2 separate regions of the Homo sapiens genome follow, and region 1 is linked to region 2. A link is an interaction called in ENCODE POLR2A ChIA-PET data of the cell type or tissue named here. Cell type or tissue: Caco-2. All regions are shown on one strand. Links, peaks and the distances in the headings refer to the core of each region. The heading gives the core; the rest is flanking DNA.

Region 1 (7,673 bases), core at 2,551-5,050, 150 kb before region 2:
TCGAAAGGGAAGAAATGCCCTGACAAGTTCAGTTTTAAAAAGCCTTTTTGGGGGTCTGATTTTCTTATTCCATCAATGTCCCCATACTCAGGTGAGATATTAGAGATCCGCTGTTCCTTTCCGGCTGCCGAGCTCCTTAAGCATTATGTCATGACCTCAGGTACTAATTTGGCCCTAGAAAATATTATATGCTAGTTTCCCTGGGAATTTTAAAGTCACTAAATGCACAATGGAAGTAGAATAAATATTTGTTGATTGCCAGCCTGCCTGCTGCCTGAAAGTCTCCAGTAGTAGTGCCTAACTATGTAATGTCTTTGAAGCAGTGGCCTATAATTTTCTTTATAGAAAGAACGCTTTCTGTTGGTGATTGCAGGGAGAATAATGCCCTTTGTCTTGCTAACAAACACTACTCACCTCTAAAGTCTCAGCACCTGCAAACCTGGGTAACTTTAGGTAAGGGCTTATTTCCAGCTTTTATCGAAGAAGAAAGTTCTATTGGAAAAAAGTAATCCCTTGTTATTTTATTTTGGATGAACTTTTAATCAGAAACACAGGCAGTAACATATGTTAGAAAAATACATATGAAACATAGAACTTTGCATTTATAACCCACCATGGAAAATCCATGCTAATGCAGCATTAACTTTGGGATTTTAATTGCACAGAAGTCAGGAAATTCAGAGTTCAAGTTCCCACAGCAAACTTTACTCCACATATGTATCACAGGGCCTTTCCTGAGTGAGTGACCTAATTATTTGGCAAAAAGGGGTGCAATGAATAGTGATTTCTCTTCAATGCTACACATCCCCAAATCCCAAGCAAGCTGGACAGAGAGCAACTCTAGCTACACAAATGGCACCTTTTCAACGCACAGTAGTCCTTGGGTATGTGCTTGGTGACCATCATGACAACAGTCCTTTTGCAGTGTGTGCTGCAGGAGGTGCAGGATTTGGCAGTGTGCTGCTTGGGCGGGACAGCCAGTCGCTGCCACATCACCCAGCTCTCTAGCAGATCCTCCCCCAAGCCCTTGGGAGGGCGGCTGTGCTCGGCTCGCTTGATGGACACTGTCCTTTGCTCCATTCCCAGAGGGCATCTCAATAACTGATGCTTAAACTTTGGAATCTGGAAGTTTGACTAAAAAGCCCTCAGGGGACTGGAGATGGAACCTTCTCCCAACACATGTCTACCCCTCGAGACAGCTGTCATCTGGCTTCCCTCCAGTTGTTGGGAAATAGCAAGATGTGTACCATTGGGCCTCTGTCGTAGACATTCGGTGTTCTGGCCAACAGGGCCTCAAACTTTTTCTAGTAAGAAGTCTCCTGGTTTTTCTAATGATAGGGTAAGTTGACTGTATGGAAGTTTAGATTGTCTTGTCCCTTGGTATCCATATCTGAGGCTGTCTAATGTGCTCTGTGGGTGTCCAGTCCTGCTTTTTCTCCTTGGGAAAATAGTGATGGTGTATTTGGGTCCTCCTTGCCATCTGTTGCCTCTGAATCTCACCCCTGCCTGAGACCTCAAAGTGTGGGGGCTCCCAGTACTCACCACCGATATGAGAGGAGTGGTCAGAGGGAGGAGGAGTTGGTGGGGATTAGGGGAAGTGAGAGAGAGAGAGGGATTGCAATACTCTCTGATTCTTAAGCACCTGCCTTACTTCCTTTGGCTTGCTATTAGTGGTCCAAAGTCATCGGACCAATAGCCAAATCAACTTGCTGTGACAGTTCTACCATCCTGCTAAAGAGGAGGTCTGCCTGTGAATGGTCTGGGTCATATGGCACTCAACCCAGCAGTCACCTGACCACCCAAACAGCACATTTGTAAATAGCCCCTGGGCTCTGAGCACACTGAGAATCCATGATGCCATTTGTCCACTGCCTGGTCTCCCTGAGCCAGACCTGTAGAAGTCTCTGAGGGCCACAGGATGAAGGCCAGTCATCACTGATAACAGCATGATCTTCAGTATTTCAGGTAAGCCACACCAAGGAGAAGAAAGCTGTGCTCAAGGAAGCCAGAATAAAAAATACGGAATCTTTTCTTCTTTCCCCTGCATGTCTACATTCGAGGCATTTAAAGAAGAGTCATTCATAATCTATTAAGAATCTGGCCGTGTGTGTGTCTAGAAAGTTACGCTTAAGAAGAGCTTTTGAATTATGCCCAAGAAGATGACAGTGCACAGCATTTCCAACCAAAAAATGAGGAGCAACTTTCTTCTGAGCTGATACGCATCCAAATCATACTGGTTCTCAACTACATTGTTAAAATTTCAGTAATAATCAGGTATTAGAAAATATTGAGCATTTCTATACTTTCTTCTAGTTTCAGAGTTTTCTCTAGTTTTGCTTTTTTTTTTTCCATGTGATATGACACTTATTATTTGGCAATTTTTTTTTGAGACAGAGTCTTGCTCTATCATCCAGGCTGGAATGCGGTGGTGTGATCTTGCCTCACTGCAACCTCCACCTCCCAGTTTCAAGCAAGTCTCATGCCTCAGCCTCCCAAGTAGCTGGGATTACAGGCGATTGTAACCATGCCAACTAATTTTTGTATTTTTAGTAAAGATGAAATTTCATCATGTTGACCAGGCTGGTCTCGAACCCCTGGCCTCAAGTGATCAGCCTGCCTTAGCCTTCCAAGGTGCTGGGATTACAGGCATGAGCCACCACACCCATCCTATTTGGCACATTTTTGACGGTAGAATCACTGGCCCTTGCTAAGCTATCTTTTTACGTCTCCATTTCTATTGTCTTTATGGTGTACAATTCAATGAACCAGAGATCTAAATCTACTTTTTTACTGCCTACAACACAAGTAATGGGGGTGGTGGGAGGAAAGTGTGGAACCATCTCCTTAAATCACATTGTCACAACTGAGTACCATTCTAAAAATGCCAAATAGAAAGCTTTCTGGTTGATTTATTAATTGAAAATGGCATCTCTAAAAATTTATCTTCTTACAAGCTTAAGATATCATTTTCATGATCTGTCTTCTTTTCCAGCTCAAGCAATTTCTTTTCTGACTCCAAATTTCTTTTAAGCAACTGCTCACCAGGGACTGACAATAATATATAGTAGCTTGCCCTAAATCAGTACCTTGCAGATATTAAGCTATGAAATAGGCGACAAAAATTATTCCCTACCTTTTGGAGATATAGAAAATTCCTGTGAAGAAATGTTAAGTGATCTCTTAGGAGTCAGTAAAGGGAAGGAATTTGAACCTCCTGCTTTTCTTTGTGGGTGTGACCTACTTAGCTGGAGAGCCTCTTGGTTAAAAGAAAGATGGTAGATGATAAAGAGCAAGATGGGGAAGGCAAGAAGGAAGGTGAGAAACAAGGACAGAGAGAAAGAAGGAAGATGCGCGAGAGTAGCAAGAAAGAAAGCAAGTCAGCTCTAGCTGAAGGTAGAAAACGTACATGATCCAAGGGCACTGGTATTTATAAATGTATAATGATAAGGCAGAATCATTCCAAAAGAGAAGTGAATACAAGATTGAGTCAAAGTATTCCAAACTCAAAAGAAGCTCAATTCCTTTTTTTGGAGAATTGTCCACTCCACCCTAGTTTCCAGATAAATTAATCACCAAAGGGGTATTATCAAGTGGGTTCTTCTTTTCACCATATGCCAGCAAGATTTGGTGTGGATTTGATGTGGTAGATAAGGAAGGAATTGTATCCTATACGGTTGTTTTCATATGCATAAGATTGTGTATGGAAATTTTCCCACTTCTGTAAGGTTTTCAAACCATAAGTGGTTAACCAGAGGCTAACAAAATGGTTAACCAAATGTGTCAACCACTAAGCCAAGTGGAAATGGTGATGGCAGGTCTAGCAGTGGGTAGTTCTCCCATTTCTGTGACATATTCCAACCAGCCTGACTTAATACGAACAGCATCATGCTTAAGGAGCATATTTGTGTCTGGAGAGCTCACAAAGGTGAAGCTCAACTTACCAGGGGAAGGGCCTTCTGCATTTAGTGACTGCTTCTGCTAGGCAGATGTTGCTACTCTGGGTTTCGATTGAAACGTTTCCTTCAGCATGTCCACGATAAGTGAGCTCACCACTTGGTTCTGGTCTGACTAACTGATGGGACCAAGCCCATCTGAATGTGAATCTTTTTCAAAGTAGAGGAGGGATTGTTTTTCTTGGTACTGATTCAGTGCCTGCTAGTTTTTCCCTTTCTTTCTTTATTTTTCTTTCTTTTTCCTTCTCTTTCTTTCTTTCTTTCTCTCTCTCTCTATCTCTCTCTCTCTCTCTCTCTCTCTCTCTCTCTTTCTTTCTTTCTTCTGCTAAAATGTATCCTTTGATTTCGTTCCAAAGCCCATTCACTACGGGAAGTAGATCATCACTGAGCTTCCTTGGTGAGACACCACATATTGCATGCTTTGCCAAGGAGGGCAACTGTCAATAGCCAAATATTCAATTTATTATGGTTGGATAACATTTGCTATGAGTAGGACTATTTTTTAAATGAACTGAATTGATTTGTATTATTTAGAAGCTTAAAATCCTTCCTGGAAGAAGGAGGGATATGCACTAAAATTCAATTTGTAAACAAAGAAATAAATAAATATTATACCCTTCTGCAACCAACCCCAAATGTTTCCCTAAACGTAAGTAATAAAAAGTTTTAAAATCAGTTTCCAACAAGAGAAAATGCACCTAAGTGCTTTCATTCCTTCCATTCAAAAATCTTAAATTCAATCTGGGTCTACAACATTGATTTCCTTGGTGTTCTTGGGGTGGAAGATTGGACAGACACAGACAGAGGGAAAGTAAATGGAAACAGAGGCATATTCTCATTCTCTTAAGTCTCTTTCTTCTCTCACCCCAGGTTTTAAAATTTTGATCTATTTTTGTTTTTTTTAATTTAAGGATAGAGTATGTATCACTAGATAGAAATCTGGGACTCTAGGAATGTGTATTCATGACCCATGCTGATGAAACTGATACTCATTGCTGTATGAATCCACCTTCTGAAATAACAGTTACACTTCTCTTTGAATCCTAATTTTGAGCCTTGGTTTCATGTGCAGAGATGGTAAGCCCTACAAATGTGCTCTTTCTATTCCATTGCTCTTTGCTTAATTTTGATCTCACAATTAAAATCTCTGTAACATCAGTTGTTAATTAACTATATTATCAAAAGGATGCTATAACCGAGAACATTTTATAGAGTGCTGATAAGGCAGGGTGTTTCCAAAGCACTTGCCATTCAAACTCAATAAATGGACCTCTTGGGGAGACCTATTTTGAAACTAAGACATCCCCAGTGAGGATGGGGAGAGGGGACTGAAAGATACGGTGCAGCACTAGTCTGGTGGATTTCCTCCTAAATGACAAATACCCAGCTAAGAGGCGAACACTCTCACAGTAAATCAACTTTGTTCATTTCGGAACTTAATGATTACAAAATAATATCAGATGAAATCCACGAACCTCATGAATCAGACCTAATGCTTGCATTCAGTGATTCATATAATACCTATAAAACAACAAGCATGAAAACAAACTCAATGCAGTACTAGCATCTATAGTGACAAATACAGGTGGTTTCTGTGTATTCTGAGAAAATTATCTTGTCAGGACAACTGAGTGAAACATTTCAAATGCAACTTAAAGTCTTACTCTTCAGGCACATCAGAAAAACCAGTAGGACTCCCATGTTAGGGAGATTAACATGGCAGATGCACATCTGAGATTCCACAGTCCCATGCCACCAAAATATACGTCAATGTAGGAATACAGAAGACGTAAAGCAACTGAATCTTTTACTCTTATTTCCCTCTAGGGAGCCTGGGTGATGTACAGCGTGGGCTGTGATGTACTGAGGCTCGTCATTAAATGTTCCATGGCTTTTTTTTTTTTTTTAAACCAGAAGAGGGTTTTAACCTGGCTTCACTTCAGCTAGGGTAATGGCAGCCTCCCTCCCAAAGATTCCTTCTACCCTTCCAACTGGCAAACACTTGCTTCATTTCCTCCTGTAGAATAAGAATCATGCAGAATGACTGCCTGAGCATGGCAGCTCCTCATTCTGCACTTCTCTGGTGTTTTGGAGCAAGTTGTTTATTCTTTCAATAATTTGCTAAGCGTTTACTTTGTGCACGGTAAGAATACCAAGACAAAGATGATACTGCCTATTTCCAAAAGACTCAAAATGCAGTAGATTCCATTGCCTGCGATGCACTGTAACATGATAGATTAAAGGGATTGTTTCTGTTGAGATTTTAGAATGAGGTTAGATTGTTCTAACTTGAATTAAATAGATGGTGCTATTGCTCTGGGGCTAACTAGTGTTTTCAGTTGGTAACAAATCAAATCTATGTAGTTAACCCTGGCCTAACCTGGTCATGGCTTAACCTAGTTGTTCTCAACTGAGGGCAGTTTTTCCCTTTGGGTGACATTTGGCAACATCTGGAGACACTTTTGATTGTCACAACTTGGGGGAGGAGGAGGGTGCTGTGATACTGGCATCTAGTGGGTAGGGACACTGCTAAACAACATTCTACAATGTACCGGACAGACTACCAGCCCCCTCGCCCCACAGCAAATAATTATCCAGCCCAGAATGTCAATAATGCCACAGCTGAGAAACCTTGCCTTAACCTGACAGCCAGGTTAACTAAACCATGACTAAATGACATTTATCAATGTTACTTATTTTATTACTTTGAAGGAGACACCACAGGACCACTATCATGTGGTATTAAAATTGACTGGTATCAAAATTCAGCTAAATAACAAAATGTCTTTGTGACATATCCTCTCTGTACTTAATGAAGCTCATTAAAGCACTCTGTGGTTCAAGAATGGCAATGATGATAGCAGAGTTAAGAATCTAGTTTTCAGGCTAGGCGTGGTGGTTCATGCCTGTAATCCCAGCACTTTGGAAGGCCAAGGTGCGAAGATTGCTTGAGCCTAGGAGTTTGAGACCAGCCGAGGCAACAAGGCAAACCCTGTCTCTATAAAAAATACAGACATTAGCCAGGTGTGGTGGTACATGCCTGTAGTCCAAGCTACTCAGGAAGCTGACGTGGGAGGATGGCTTGATCCAGGGAGGTCGAGGCTGCAGTGCAGCCTGCGCTTTAGCCTCGGCAACAGAGCAAAACCTTGTCTCAAAAAACAACGACAAAAGAGAATCTAGTTTTCTATAACCATAGGATCTAATAACTGAAAGAGATGTGGAGCCCACCTGGCCCAAGAATACTTCATTTCACAGATTAGAAAACTGAGAGCCAGTGAGATTAAAAGCCACTGTGACACATGACAAGTTTAAAGTTGAAGGTATATTAGAACCCATGCCTCCTGACTGCCAGTCCAGGCTTTCTCTGCTGCCCTAGGGACTAGTCTGGCACTCAGCTGCATCTAGAATACTAAATAAGAAACAAGGAGGAAGTATGAAAGTGCTAACAGCCCATGTGCTATGTAATTTCTGTGGCATTGAGTCAATGTGTTTTGAGGCTGGGCCACTTCTTTTCAGGAGCCACAGAGACAGTGTCAGCCACTGGGCCACATGGGGAGGGGCAGAGTTAGTTAAACCCACAGGCAGATGTCTCTTCTCAGCTGGGGACAGGTGCTGTCCAGGTAGGATCTGCCAACCTTCTCATTTGCACAGCAGGTATGGGCGGACCCTAGACCTCAGGAGTGTTATCCAGGCCGTCGCTAAATTCTCCCTGGCCAATGG
Region 2 (7,673 bases), core at 3,516-6,015:
CTATGATGCTATAATTTTTATAAGATTTCATCTAGATCTGCTGTGTCCAATACAGTAGCTGCTAGCCATATGTGGTTATTGTCAAATTCAAATTGAGCTTAAATTATGTACTTTTTCATTTTCTCTTATTTTTATTTTTTGTAGAGTTGGGGGTCTCACTATGTTGCCCTGGTTGGTCTTGAACTCCCGGGCTCAAGAGATCCTCCTGTCTCAACCTCCCAAAGTGCTGGGATTATAGGTGTGAGCCACTATGCCTGGCCCAAATTGGGTAAAATTAAATAAGATTTTAAAATTCCGTTCCTCAGTTGCACCAGCCACATTTCCATTATTGCTGAAAGTTCTACTGGACAATGCTGACCTACATTAAAGAAATAAAAAGACAATGCAGTTATGTCTGTCAATCTTGATTTATTTATATCAGCTAAGAATTATCCTGGCCAACTTGGCTCTTAATTTCTCCAGAAGTTGCAGATTTCCGGAATTACAAGTACTAATAATGTCTTAGTATTAGAGAGCAATGCCTTCTAATAGTAGGCTGGATTTTTTGTTTGTTTACTGCAAGCCTTCTATCTCCCATGTTTAGGACCAGAAATTAGCAAAATATCTTTAATCATACCACCCATATTAAACACATGCCATTTTAGGGAGGTATCCGGCATCTAATCTACTTTCCTCTTTTGGGGGGAATTTCTGTTGAATAAGGTCTTAGCAGAGCACACAATGCAGGCTTGGTCAATTGGATGCTCCACCCTAGTCTGTGACTCCAGGACAAGTGAGGTCAAGAAAGGGAAGACTGAGCCCTTTAGTGTCATGTTTGCGATGCTGTTCAGCAGTGATAGTGGCCAGTGGCCAGTGCTGGCAAGCCCTGGTGTCTGGCCACTGGCCACCATCACTGCTGGTCATCTGGAGCTACTCTGATCTCTGCGTCTTTGGTGTGATTGATTCCCTCCAGTCTCTGGCTAATTCGGGGAGTCCAAATATCTTTGAATAAATTCCCCTTTTCTGCTTAATAGGAGTAAGCTTTTTCTTCTCATTACCAAGATACATCTCCACTGATGTATCACCAGTGTTGCCCCTATGTTATTTTCACATTCTATAAACATCTTTTACAGGTTAGTCTAGTTTTCGGCCAATGAAATAAGCCCAGATGCAAAGAGTGTTGTTATTGTTGCTCCTGTTGTTGTACTGGTAGCTACTTAAAAAAAAATTTACAATCACTCTTTGTTGCAAAATAAATAATGGTGGCAGCCCAATTTTAAAAAAATCTCATTTGCAAAAGGATTTAGTCCACAAACAAATAAGTAAGAACATTAAAAAAAACACATTCCAATTTGTAATGGTATTTCCAACCTGCCCTTTGGGTTTCCATGTCAAAAATATTCTTTCCTTTCTGGACGATTTCTTTCTTCTAAGTTTAAAAGCTTTGTTCTCTGTTACCCTTGGTTAATGCTGTCATGGTAACCGGCACTATCTCTCTTGAAAACACATGAAATAATCCTGATCCAAAGACACTCAGAGGATGACCTTTTGCACTGTTAACATAGTCAGTGCAGAGATGGTGCAAGTAGGAATGGCTTTGAAAGATAAAGCAGGTATCACCTCAAATTGTTCCTTCAAAATATTTAAGGAGATGGCAGCACCAGGCCTTTAGAGAAAGATGTGACTGATGTTTCTCTCTTCCACTTTCTATTGTTTTTTGTTTTTTTTCCCCCTAACCACTAGACTACCTGGAATGATTTCTCTAGGTTTGCTCGGGATCTTTAGACTGAAAAATTGCTCATGGAAAAATAAGAGTGGGAGGATTTCTCACTGAAGAGGAAATTTTAGGTTTTCCTAACTCTCTAGCTCCTGGTCAGGGTTCTCCAGAGAAACAGAACCGATAGAAAATAAAGTGATAAACAGATCTATTATGAGGGACAGGTTCACATGACAATGAGGGCTTAGAAGTCCTATGATCTACTGTCTGCAAGCTGGAGGCCCAGGAATGCTGGTGGTGTAGTTCTAGTTCAACCCTGAAGCAGAGCCAGTGGTGTAAGTTCCAGCCCAAGTTCCAAGACCTGAGAACCAGAAGCAGATGTCTGAGGGCAGGAGAAGATGGGTGCCTCAGCTCAGAGAGCAAATTCACCTTTCCCCTGTCTTTCCATTCCATACAGGCCCTCAACAGATTGGATGATGGCCCACCTGGATTGGTGAGAGTGATCTTTAGTCAGTCTACTGATCCAAATGCTAATTTCTACTGAAAACACTCTCATATACCCAGAAAGAATACTTTATCAGCTATCTGGGCATCCCTCAGCCCAGTCAAATTGACACGTAAAATTAAAGAATACACTGGCAAAGCTGTTTTTCTCCAAACACTAGAAGCCTCATTTGCAGATCCATTTATCTCCTAGTACATACCAGCATCATAGAAACACTGATCATAAGGCATTTTAGTTCTTCCTCTGACCATTAAGAAAAACAAAAATCTCCAATCATAACATATGATTAAATATTCTCTGTCTCTCTGCACATTTCTGTATTTTATAATTAACATCAGCTCAGGCATTTACAAGAGTCCTGTGTATGCACAACACAGATTCTGGGATCAGCAAAATCACCCTATTGGGCACAGTATCCTATGATGCTAACAACCAGCTCTATTCAAAACCCACAAGCAAACCAGCCACTTCGTCAGGTTTTTCAAAAAGGAGGTAAAATCACCATCCACAGAACAACTGTAGTTTTATGTTAGTATCCAGAGAGATTACATTTCCAGTCTGAAATCTTCTCCCTCATGAAGATTCAAAGGTAATTAGGATTTTATCACCATAGTAATTATCATATAAAGGGACCCACAGATTGCAGGGTAAGAAAAGAAAATTATTCTTAATGCTGGCCATCATCTTTCCATTGCCTCAAGTTGTTCTAGGCTTATTCTTTATTACTCAGCTGAAGGCTGGGCCGAAACCTAGCCACAAGACTCAAGGGTTGGGGGGCTGCAATCAGGGTAGAGCAGAACTTGATCTGGACATTCCTATCTTGACAACGGCACTGGGGATCTTCCGTCTGAAAAGAGAGTTGGCCAAGGTACGCGTTGTTGGCCAAGAGTTTCCATCTGTGAGCCTCTTCACATGCCTTTCCTCTAATTGGCATAAACACTCATTGGATTTTGTGTGCTAAATAAAACTCATCCTCATTCTCAAGGAAGAGCAATCTAGAAAGACTGGTAGAAATTGACATTGGTGGGACAACAAAACTAACTAGCTCTTTGAAAATAATAATAATAAAAAACCTTAATGCTGCAGGTCAGTAAGCACTTTTAATTTTAATAGAGAAAAAATCTAGATGCAGATTGATGCACTAGAACCTTTCTGGTTTTTATTTGTCTTTCTTTTTAAACATCTGTAATATTTCAAATTGAAATTTCAAATTGAAATTGAAACATTTCAAATTGAAATTCAAAATTTCAAATTGAAACATAATGTTTTAATTCCTTGACCTTCACCCCACTCCACGTTCATTCACAGATAATGTTCTTTGTTCCCAGTTTGCAGTGGAGTGGAACGTTGGGGGCGCGACAAGGTCTTACGCTAGATAGAGTCGTGTTTTTACCATAATGGGACTCAATTTTATTCATAAAGTCTGGCCCCCCAAAATGGGTTTACATCAAAATAATCTGAAATTCCCACTGGTAGTCTGAAAACACTTCCTCTGGTGCTACTGTGGAATAGGGAAGGGCAATGACAAAAGGGTTTCTACCTTTTGAAGAAAGATGATAAGCCATCAGGCAGCCCAAGGCTGAGTGTGAGACACAGGCATCACCAGGTCTGCTTGTCCCAAGACACTCAGCTACATTACAGGAACTCCCCTTCCCTTCCCTTCCCTTCCTTTCCCTTTTTCTTTCTTTCTCTTTCTTTCTTTCTTTTTCTTTTCTTTTCTTTTTCTTTCTCTCCCTCTCTGTCTTTCTCCCCTCCCTCCCTTCCTTCCTTTTCTTTCTTTGACACTGAATCTTGTTCTGCTGTCCAGGCTGGAGTACAGTGAGGGGATCCTAGCTCACTGTAGCCTTGACCTCTTGGGCCCAAACAATTCTCCCACCTCAGCCTCCCTAGCAGCTGGACTATAGGTACACACCACCATGCCCAGCAGATTATTATCTCTTGTGGAGATGGGGTATCCCTATGTTGCCCATGCTGGTCTTGAACTCCTGAGCTCAAGTGATCCTCCTGCCTTGGCCCTGCCAAAGTGCTGGAATTCCAGGCATGAGCCACCACACCCAGCCAGGACTCCAGGTTTGTGTGTTTTTTTTTTTTCTTCCGCCCCCCCCCACCTCCCAAACCCGTGAACTATTCGTGAGACTTAAAGGGACAACTTTCTTATGGAGATTTGCCTCTAGCACAAAGTAGTGATGGTGATTGTGGTAAAACCTGATGCTTCTTTACCTCATTTAATCTCATAACAACCTGTTGAAGTAGGTATTTCTATTATCACCCTATTACAGATGAGCAAACACAGGATAGGGAGGACTTAAATAACCTAGGTCACATAGTTCCATTTAATTCAGAAAGGATGTGTATCTATCTGTGTAAGGTGGGGGAGGGTGACAGCCAAAGGTTACTATGGGAACAGGGCAGACACTGAAAGTGAATGGAAAAATGAAACATTCTTTTCTAGCCAGTTTGGAATGGAAGTGGAGTGCCAGACACATACAGACACCTAGAAATTTGACCCATATAATTCACCCTGTCGGTGACCTTGGACAAATATGCCCTAAACTTAGCTGGAAGATTCCCTATGGGAATTTGCAAGTGTTTTTGGAATTTCCCAGGAAGGCTGGTTCCAGGGGCAGATCTATGACTCTGTTTATGAATTCTTAGATATACTCACATTGTTACGCAAATTGAGCGAGAGAAAAAAATTCCTAACACCTACAAGTTCAATGCAGGTGCCACTGCAAACCCTCAGGACCCGACAATTGAGAATTTATTCTCGAGGAACTGGCTTTCTCAAAGGGTCTTTAGAAGTTTGGGGCTAGACAAGCCCAAAGTGTGTGTGTGTGTGTGTGTGTGTGTGTGTGTGTGTGTGTGTGTGTATGTGTGTGTGTGTGTGTGTGTGTGTGTGTGTGTGTAAATCTACCCTCCTTTCGGTCTGTTTGTGGCATATCTTAAACAGATCTGTATACACTCTGGGCCAAGGTTTAGCATGCTTGTGTTCATCCGTCTTGAAAAATATGCTAGCTATTACATATGCCATTTACATCTGCTCCCATCTGTACTCTGATCGCATGCAAAAATTCACGATGGACAGTTTAGTCAGCTAGGACTGCAAATAACTTTGTTAACAGAACTGAGATGAGACTAATACATGAGCAATCAATTGGAACATTTTCAGCAGAAGGAGTGAAGCTCACATCTGAAGTATACACAGAGGCCCTAATAAAAAGTATTACCCCATTGCCGAGCAGCATGTTTATTCCTTGACAGATATTAACAGGCTGATTGGCAAATCGTATTAAAGCATTAACATGCAGAAAAGCCCTTTGTATGTGAAAGAGCAAAAAAAGTTCAGCTTGAACTATTTTTAAAAATGAAGTAAAAACGAAGTTGGTAAATGCATGATTCTGTTGAACTAAATAGTTACGTTTGTATTAGTAACAGCTTCTCACTTTCTGGAGTTTTAATTATGTCTCTTGGGACTGGGAGAAGGGTGAGGGCGGGGCATATAGATTTTAACAGCTTATTTGGTTGCTATCCATACCTTTACTGCTGTTGAACTACAAAAATCTCCACAGGCAAAAATTCTTTGCATTGCAAATAAAATAGTTTTTCCCTGGTTTTTATCAGCATAGGTCCCACAAGGAACCGACAGCAGGTTTATGTCAATGAACAAGACTTATTGTTTTCAGATTTATTTTTTTATAGCAAAAAAGAAAAAAACCAGTTCATGCTGAACTTAAAACAAAGGCAACAAAGAACAATGAGACTCTAATACGGGGTTCCAGCACAATTGCTGGGTTGGATAAAGGCCATCTTACACCCAGGTATTTGTGGGAGATCTTGTTAATTTTGGTCCTCCCATAACTTGCTTCGCATTGTGACATGCACACCCAGGAACACGTGCACACACAGGAGCACATACACACACGTGCACACACGTGCCTTTTCTTTTGACCCAAAAGACAGATGTGTTTGCTGTGTGTGTATTTCTGGTTTCCATGATCCATCCATAAAAACGAATGGGATGGCGACTGCAGGTCAGAGGAGCAGAAGGTAAGGAATGAAAGACAAATCCTGGAGGATTTAGGGTATTTTATCTGGAATAAGATTGCGGAGGTGACAACTCTTCTCATGGAGCTGGATCTATAAAATCATTTCAAATTGTAGTCTAACTCACCATTTCCTTTCTGGCAGAGAAAATGATGTAGCTAGAAATGTGAAGGACCCAAAGCACATTTTGGGTGTTTAGTTTAGTTTTGTTTTTTCCCTGAAGCAAACACCGCCTGCAGGCCTCCACATCTGCCATGCCCGAAGGAGGGTACGCTTCGGCAGAGTGGAACAAGTATACCCTGGAAGTCAGGAGAACCTTGTGCTACGTTTAGCTCACCACAAAGTTGCTATGTGGGTGTTGGCAAGTCACTAAATTCCTTGGGGGTCCAAGTTTCTTTGTCTGAGCAATGGATTTTGCAAGGGGACTGCCTGGGTCCAGCTTTTCTTGGTTCCACGCTTTCCCCTTTGAAATTTTAGCCCCATCTTCCCTAACCCAAAGACAGTCCCTTCAGCCATCACCCGATGGGGGGGTGGTCCTTGTCATGACCCTGCATACCCAGCTTCTGGATGGTCCCCTTCAAACTTATTAAGCAGCAGCTCCTGAGTTCTGGGAGAATCACCTGGGCCAAATCATCCTCTCTGGGGCATTAGCTAACATTAACCCAGCTCCCAGGAACACTGCATTTCCACTAGGGATTCTTGACTCTTGAACAAGGATAATGGAATGTAGGCCCCTGACTTGATGCAGAGATGAAGGGGTCATTGTGGGTGATGTCGTTCAGGATGACACTCAATCATTTGGGGAAAACCAACCTTCTAAAAGGGGCCCCAGCTGCACCAAAGATTTAGAGACAAGAAGTTAAATGTGCTTGACAATAGAACTCAATTTTAAAGCACTGGCTCTCAGGGAAAACAAACTGGATATTAAAACTCCTTCTCAGGGGCATGCTGCTGCAATGACCGATGAACTGAAGGTGAGGAAATCATTTTCCCTCAGTACTCTAGGGAAGCGGGTCTCGATCTGGGGAACTAGGTAGGAATCATCAGTTTGAAGAAGGAGAGGAATGAGCATCGTACATTTGCAGGAGGTGTGTAATTTTAAAATGCTGTCCTGGCAACACTCCCAATTCCCAGGCTCATTTTCTTCCAGCATGTGGCCAGCCCATATTTTGTACTATATCCTAATTGTGGAACTTACCATACAAAGGCAACTTTCATAGTTCTTTCTTGTGATCGCCATAAAATATAGAAACACTTTCTATGTAATTTTTCTTAATCTAATTTTGTCGCAAGCAGTCATGTGATAGAAATGATATAAAAGAGGCATTTTTTCCAAATGGTAAAATGAACATCCAAATAGCTATACTTTTGTTAGTTGTTGCTGAAATTCTTATTTTTGCGTTGTTGGTTTTTGAAAGATGTTTGGTA

The links. ChIA-PET counts read pairs that join two places held together with the same protein. Peaks named below come from ENCODE experiments on the same cell type or tissue, not always from the same donor. Only the 100,000 strongest peaks of a DNase experiment are listed, where the experiment ranks them.
Region 1: POLR2A ChIA-PET joins it to region 2 with 5 read pairs; 2 of 35 experiments call an interaction of 5 or more read pairs at or near these places.

Annotation. Positions count from the first base shown.
Region 1 is chr7:28,787,018-28,794,690 of GRCh38, reverse strand. The region is part of intron 7 of CREB5 (cAMP responsive element binding protein 5); the gene reads right to left. Among named protein-coding and RNA genes, the nearest start is that of TRIL, 170 kb to the left of the region's middle. RefSeq lists an enhancer at 765-1,474. In Caco-2, for the core only: no CTCF peak of the experiment used is centred there; no DNase peak of the experiment used is centred there.
Region 2 is chr7:28,640,386-28,648,058 of GRCh38, reverse strand. The region is part of intron 5 of CREB5 (cAMP responsive element binding protein 5); the gene reads right to left. Among named protein-coding and RNA genes, the nearest start is that of CREB5, 230 kb to the right of the region's middle. RefSeq lists enhancers at 3,801-4,301, 4,302-4,802. In Caco-2, for the core only: no CTCF peak of the experiment used is centred there; DNase peaks (open chromatin) are centred at 4,228 and 4,588.